2 separate regions of the Homo sapiens genome follow, and region 2 is linked to region 1. Evidence: read pairs that join two places in POLR2A ChIA-PET (ENCODE). Cell type or tissue: PC-9. All regions are shown on one strand. Links, peaks and the distances in the headings refer to the core of each region. The heading gives the core; the rest is flanking DNA.

Region 1 (2,923 bases), core at 277-2,776:
AGGTCTCTAGAAATTTGAAAAAAGTAGTGTAATGGTGAAGAAGAGAACAGTCATTGGTGTTCTGGATTAAAGTCCTAGCTCTACCCACCTAATGCAGTGGACAAATTACTTGACCTCTCTTATCCTCAGGAGTCTCAGCTATATAGTAGGAATAATAATATTACTTATGACAGGGGGTTTTGGAAAGGATTATGTAAAATAAAATAAGTGAAGAATTGAGCTAATTCCTGGCATATAGTAGTCACTTAACATATTGTAATTATGATGATGGTTTTTCCTACAGAAAGAATGGACACTTGAGAAAATAAAGGTTTTGTTGGGGAGGGGAAGAAGGAAGGGAGGAAAGATGAGCCTAAAGAAGTAAAAACATTTTTTCCAATTACAAATTTATTAACCCCTAAAATAATGTTATAGTTTCAGAGAAAATTAGAAGCATAGAAAAAAAAAAGCAAGATTGTGGTGACATATATGTAATTAACTGAACAAGCAGGAAGAATTCAAAAGCATTTGAATTGAGATCCTAGAATTCATAGCTGGTCTCCCTGCCCACCAAGAAGGCATGTTAATCTGGATTCTTTAGAGATAATAGAAATGTCTTAAATTCCTTTGGGTGCAGTAAAATGGCCCTAGCTTGCACTAGCCCCATTGAAAGGTAGAGATTAAATTGAAGATAACCAAGCACCTGTCATTCTTCCCACTGCCTTCTGGATCACTACAAAGAAATAAGGATTTGTCTTTTCAAAGAGCAGGAGAGCAGTAGCTCATGAGGCAGTGTTGATTGACGGTTCATGCTCGAAGAAAGGTATGAGTGCTGCACTCAATTTTAACTTAAAAAAAAATCTGAGACTTGTATTTCCTGTTAGAAAGCTCTGCAGAGGGGTGTGTCCAAGGATTCTGGAGAATTAATGACAGACATATGGGTAGCTTCTTAGCGACACAGGAGGAGATGAGATGCACGTATGCCGTGTGTTAGGGGGGTAATGGGTGCTTGGATTGAAACTCGTCTGCTGTTTGCTGAGCCCCACTCCTCCTTCAGAGTCGCTTTCAGGCCTCCATTTCTCCATGAAGCACTTTTAACACTGATCCACACTAAAAATAATGACAATAGCATATTAGTAACAATAGTAATTACCATTTATTCAATGCCTACCAGTTGCTAGGCACTATGCTAGGAGTTTAACATATAATATCTATTTCTTAACAATAATCCGATCCTAAAAACAATCCAACAAGCTTTATGCGTATTACCTCTGATTTTTATAACGAGTAAGATAAGTTTTATTATCCTTGCTTCACAGATGAGGAAATAGGCTTAGAGAGGTTGTAGTGTGCCCAAGTCCTCACAGCCTGTTGCAGACACAGCTGGCATTGGACACTTTCCTGAGGGCAAGGGTCTGGATGTGCACATCTTTTGTAGCCCTCATAGCACAGCCCTCAGTCCCTCTTGTTCTGCAAAAGGTCCTCAGCATATGTTATATGATTATGTGATTCTGTCAAAGGTGTTCAAATGAGAGTGACTCCATCTTGAATAGGGGCTGGGTAAAATAAGGCTGAGACCTACTGGGCTGCATTCCCAAGTGGTTAGGCATTAGGCATTCTTAGTCACAGAATGGGATAGGAGGTCGGCACAAGATACAGGTCACGAAGACCTTGCTGATTAAGCAGGATGTGGTAAGGAAGCTGGCCAAAATCTGCCAAAACCAAGATGGCAATGAAAGTGACCTCTGCTCATCTTCACTGCTCATTATACGCTGATTATAATACATTAGCATGCTAAAAGACACTCCCACCAGTGCCATGAAGTTTACAAATGACATGGCAACATCAGGAAGTTACCCTATTTGGTCTAAAAGGGAGAGGAACCCTCAGTTTCAAGAATTGCCCACCTCTTTCCCGGAAAACTCATGAATAATCCACACTTTGTTGCATATAATCAAGAAATAACTATAAGTATACTCAGTGGAGCAGCCCGTGCTGCTACTCTGCCTATGGAGTAGCCATTCTTTATTCCTTTACTTTTCTAATAAACTTGCTTTCACTTTGTGGAAATGCCCCGAATTCTTTCTTGCCCAAGGTCCAAGAGTCCTCTCTTGGGGTCTAAATTAGGATCCCTTTCTGGTAACACTTCAAATAAATATTTGCCATCTACATTTAGGGGTGGTACTATGGTGTGTGTACATCCTGGGGCTGGTATACAGGGAACCTGGATGTGGTCTCTGAGAGAGCTCGAGGCACCGGCATCCACTAGCCACGTGCTGCCAGCAGCTGGGCTGCCTGCCTCTCGCCATACTCATCCACATCCCAGAAAATGCCAGGATTTAGAGCCGGAGCTGACCACTCACACCATCTGGACCATCCCCATCTATAAATCTACACATATAGGGTCTTTTTTGAGTGAGACTCAGAGAGCGTGAGTCAACCAAGTTCATATAGCTAAAAGTGGCAGGGTTGGGACATGAATGCAGGTCACCTCCTAAACCTTCATCCCACCCTTTTCCATGATACAACAGCAAGGCAGGGCATGAGGGAATGTCAGAGCAGAAGATGGCCCTGGCTGAGCTGTCCATGGTGGCGGTCTTTCAGGGAACCCGCCCCGAAAATCACATAGGTTCTTTTCTGTTTTCCTAAGCATCTGCTGGCTTGAGAAATAAAGGGACAAAGTACAAAAGAGAGAAATTTTAAAGCTGGGCATCCACGGGGGACATCACACGTTGGTAGGATCCGTGATGCCACAAAACCAGCCAGTTTTTATTAGGGAAGTTTTTATTAGGGATTTTCAAAAGGGGAGGGAGTGTGCAAATAGGTGTGGGTGACAGACATCAAGTACTTAACAGGGTAATAGAATATCACAAGGCAAGTGGAGGCAGGGGGAGATCACAGGACCATAAGACTGAGGTGAAATTAAAATTGCTAATGAAGTTTC
Region 2 (2,923 bases), core at 271-2,770, 54 kb before region 1:
TTGCTCCACTTACTCATCTCAGCCACATGGGATTGTTGCTGCTCTTTGACTGTGCCAAGCACACTCGTGCCCCATTCGCTTCTCCCCTTGTGCTAGAGCTCTTTCCCCAACATCTTCCCATGGTTTACCTTGAACTTCCTGCACAATGTCATTCCTCAGAGAGGCCTTCCTGGAGTACTCTATATAAAATAGCCCTCAAAGAGGGCTTCTCTTAAGGCCCCTTCTCATGACCCTATAGTTTCATCCTCTTCTTACCCACTTTATTGCTTTTCATAGCACTTGTTTGTTAGCTAGTTTATTTTCTACCTCCCTCAGCCCCACACCACACAAGGTGAGCTCCATGAAAGGAGGGACTTCCTCTGTTTCATTCGGAGGCACTGGGGACCCAGCAATAGAATCTGGAACACAGTAGGTGCTCAACAAATATTGGTAAGTGAAAGAATAAAGGAATGAATCCAATTTTGGTGAGAGATGCTTCTGAGTATTATGGGTTCCCACAACAATAATAGATTTATATCTAAGGTCCTTATTTGAGCTTAGTTCTCAAACCAAGCAACTGTTTTCCCAGTGGTAAATACTCCCCTGAACAGAAACGCAATGGCCATGCATTCATCCAGGTCATTCAGCTCTGCTTGGTGTCTCGCTTCCTGATCCCCTTATTGCACTTCTTATTAGTGCAGCCATTATCTCACCTTTTGCAGGCCAGATCAGACATGCTTTGTTTTATTTGATGAATTGTAAATCGATAGTCATCTCACACAGCAGTTCCCAACCTTTTTGGCACCAGGGACTGGTTTCATGTGAGACAACTTTTCCACAGACTGGGGTTGGTGGGGCGATCTTTTCGGGATGATTCGAGTGCATTGGGTTTATTGTGCACTTTATTTCTATTATTATTACATTATAATATATAATGAAATAATTATACAACTCACCATAATGTAGCATCAGTGGGACCCCAGTCCCACCTGGGGGTGACGGGAGACAGTGACAGATCATCAGGCATTAGACTCTCATAAGGAGCGGGCAACCTAGATCCTGCACGTGCACAGTTCACAACAGAGTTTGCACTCCATGAGATTCTAATGTGACAGCTGATCTGACAGGAGTCGGAGCTCATGCAGTAATGCAATTGAAGGGGAGTGGCTGTAAACACAGAAGAAGCTTTGTTCGCTCGCCCACCACTCTCCTCCTACTGTGTAGCCCAGTTCCTAACAGGCCATGGACTGGTATCAGTTGATGGCCCAGTGGTGGGGGATCCCTGTTCTAACTAATCCTACACGTGTTGCTTTGCTCATGGCTCCTGCTTACAGCACCTCGAGTTGCTTAAAACTAGATAAACAATCTCTGTTAAGGAAGTCCAGCCTTCCTTGTGACTATCCGGTTGTCCTTCTCTTTAATAGTATGCACACATTCCCTTCAGAAACTCAGGGAGGATCCCTGGCATTTGTGTTTGGGCATTGGAATTCACACTAATTTCCCTGTCCAGGTTGGGTGCTCACAGCCATGAGGAGTGGCTAAGTAAACATCTGCTCTCGGCAGGGCCCTCTGAGATCAGGCACAGCCATCAACAGTGGCTGCATGCCTCTCATGCTTCTGAGTTACGTTTGTCCTGCTTCTGAGAAGATCAGCCACTTCAGAATGAACCAATTAATACAATCGCTAGGTGCCCTCCTGTAGTACCTCTGTGAGGTTTGAAGGACTTGCCCTGATGAACCTCCACTTCCCTGTAATTCCCTATAAGATCTGCAGCACAAAGCTGTGAAGGTGCTGGTCAGGGGTGGAATGCAACTGATGCTGTCACCAGACTCTAATCCCAATATCTCCCAGATATTCCACAGATACCACATTCTAACCAGAATAATCTGCATCATCTAAAGGGTTTATGATATGTGGCTGTGGGACTGGACCAATATGAGCCCACAGAAGCCTGCATACTTGGAACCACTTGGTGGGATCAATGTCATTAGGAGACACAACTATAAATGCTGTCATTCAACCCAGCTTGAATGAATAACAAAGAACATGCTCCAGGAGGATAAAGAACAGAGCATCTCCTTGGTAAGTATTCTAAATATATAATATAAGTATCATGAATTCTGATTAGTTGTAAGATAAAGCTAAAAAATCTTTTTTATATGAACATAGAAAAGTATAATGGCCGTTGCGAACTATGTCAGAATTATGCAAATTATTTAGAATTTATTAAAGGCTGTGTGACCCATTTTCTTTTTGTTGTTGTTGTTGTTGTTGTTTTGTTTTTATTGCATGGCAGAGTCCAGGCTCAAATGTCACTTCTTCAGAGAGGCTTTCCCTGACCATCCTAGGCAAAGGTCTTCCCTGTTATTTTCTGTCCTGTACACCGTTTTTGTCTTTAATAGCATGTATTGTAAGTTATAACAATACATTTGTTTTCTTGTTTCTTACCTGTGTTCCTGACAAGATTAGAAACTCCACAAAGGCAACAGAACAGGTTTATTTTATTCACCCTTATATACTCAGGAACAGGTACCATACTTGGCCCATGAAGTACTTAAAAATATTAATTGAATGAATGATTTAGTGACAGTCTTTCAACAAATATCCCTAAACAAAAGCGACTAAATCAAGATAAAGTATCATCATTATCAACAGTGAAATTGATATCACTGCTGTCAATATCAATTTCAAAAGTCTAAATTATTTTGAAAGAGGCAGTTGACTAATGCAATCTAGGAGTTAAAACAGGTTAATTCTTGAAAGGTCCTTTATTCTAACTGGGCAAATAATATTTTGTGTTCTAGAATGTTACATTCATGTAATACTGATTTATCAAAGTTTGTAAACTTTGCCAAGCTTTATCCAGAGAGGACAAGAGCAGTGAGGATGTTGGCTTAACTAGATCCAGGAGTGTGAGCTAATGTTAGATTAGAGGTCAATTAAT

The links. ChIA-PET counts read pairs that join two places held together with the same protein. Peaks named below come from ENCODE experiments on the same cell type or tissue, not always from the same donor. Only the 100,000 strongest peaks of a DNase experiment are listed, where the experiment ranks them.
Region 2: POLR2A ChIA-PET joins it to region 1 with 20 read pairs; 2 of 35 experiments call an interaction of 5 or more read pairs at or near these places.

The regions. Positions count from the first base shown.
Region 1 is chr1:94,615,983-94,618,905 of GRCh38, forward strand. SLC44A3-AS1 (SLC44A3 antisense RNA 1) reads right to left here. Exons shown (of 6, transcript NR_160780.1): 6 at 370-1,089. The region is part of intron 1 of LOC105378861 (a long non-coding RNA gene); the gene reads left to right. Among named protein-coding and RNA genes, the nearest start is that of MIR12133, 74 kb to the left of the region's middle. In PC-9, for the core only: no CTCF peak of the experiment used is centred there; DNase peaks (open chromatin) are centred at 699 and 1,619; H3K27ac peaks cover 2,049 bases.
Region 2 is chr1:94,561,553-94,564,475 of GRCh38, forward strand. LOC105378861 (a long non-coding RNA gene) reads left to right here and starts at 1,551. Exons shown (of 3, transcript XR_001738160.3): 1 at 1,551-2,061. In PC-9, for the core only: no CTCF peak of the experiment used is centred there; a DNase peak (open chromatin) is centred at 1,469; H3K27ac peaks cover 1,146 bases.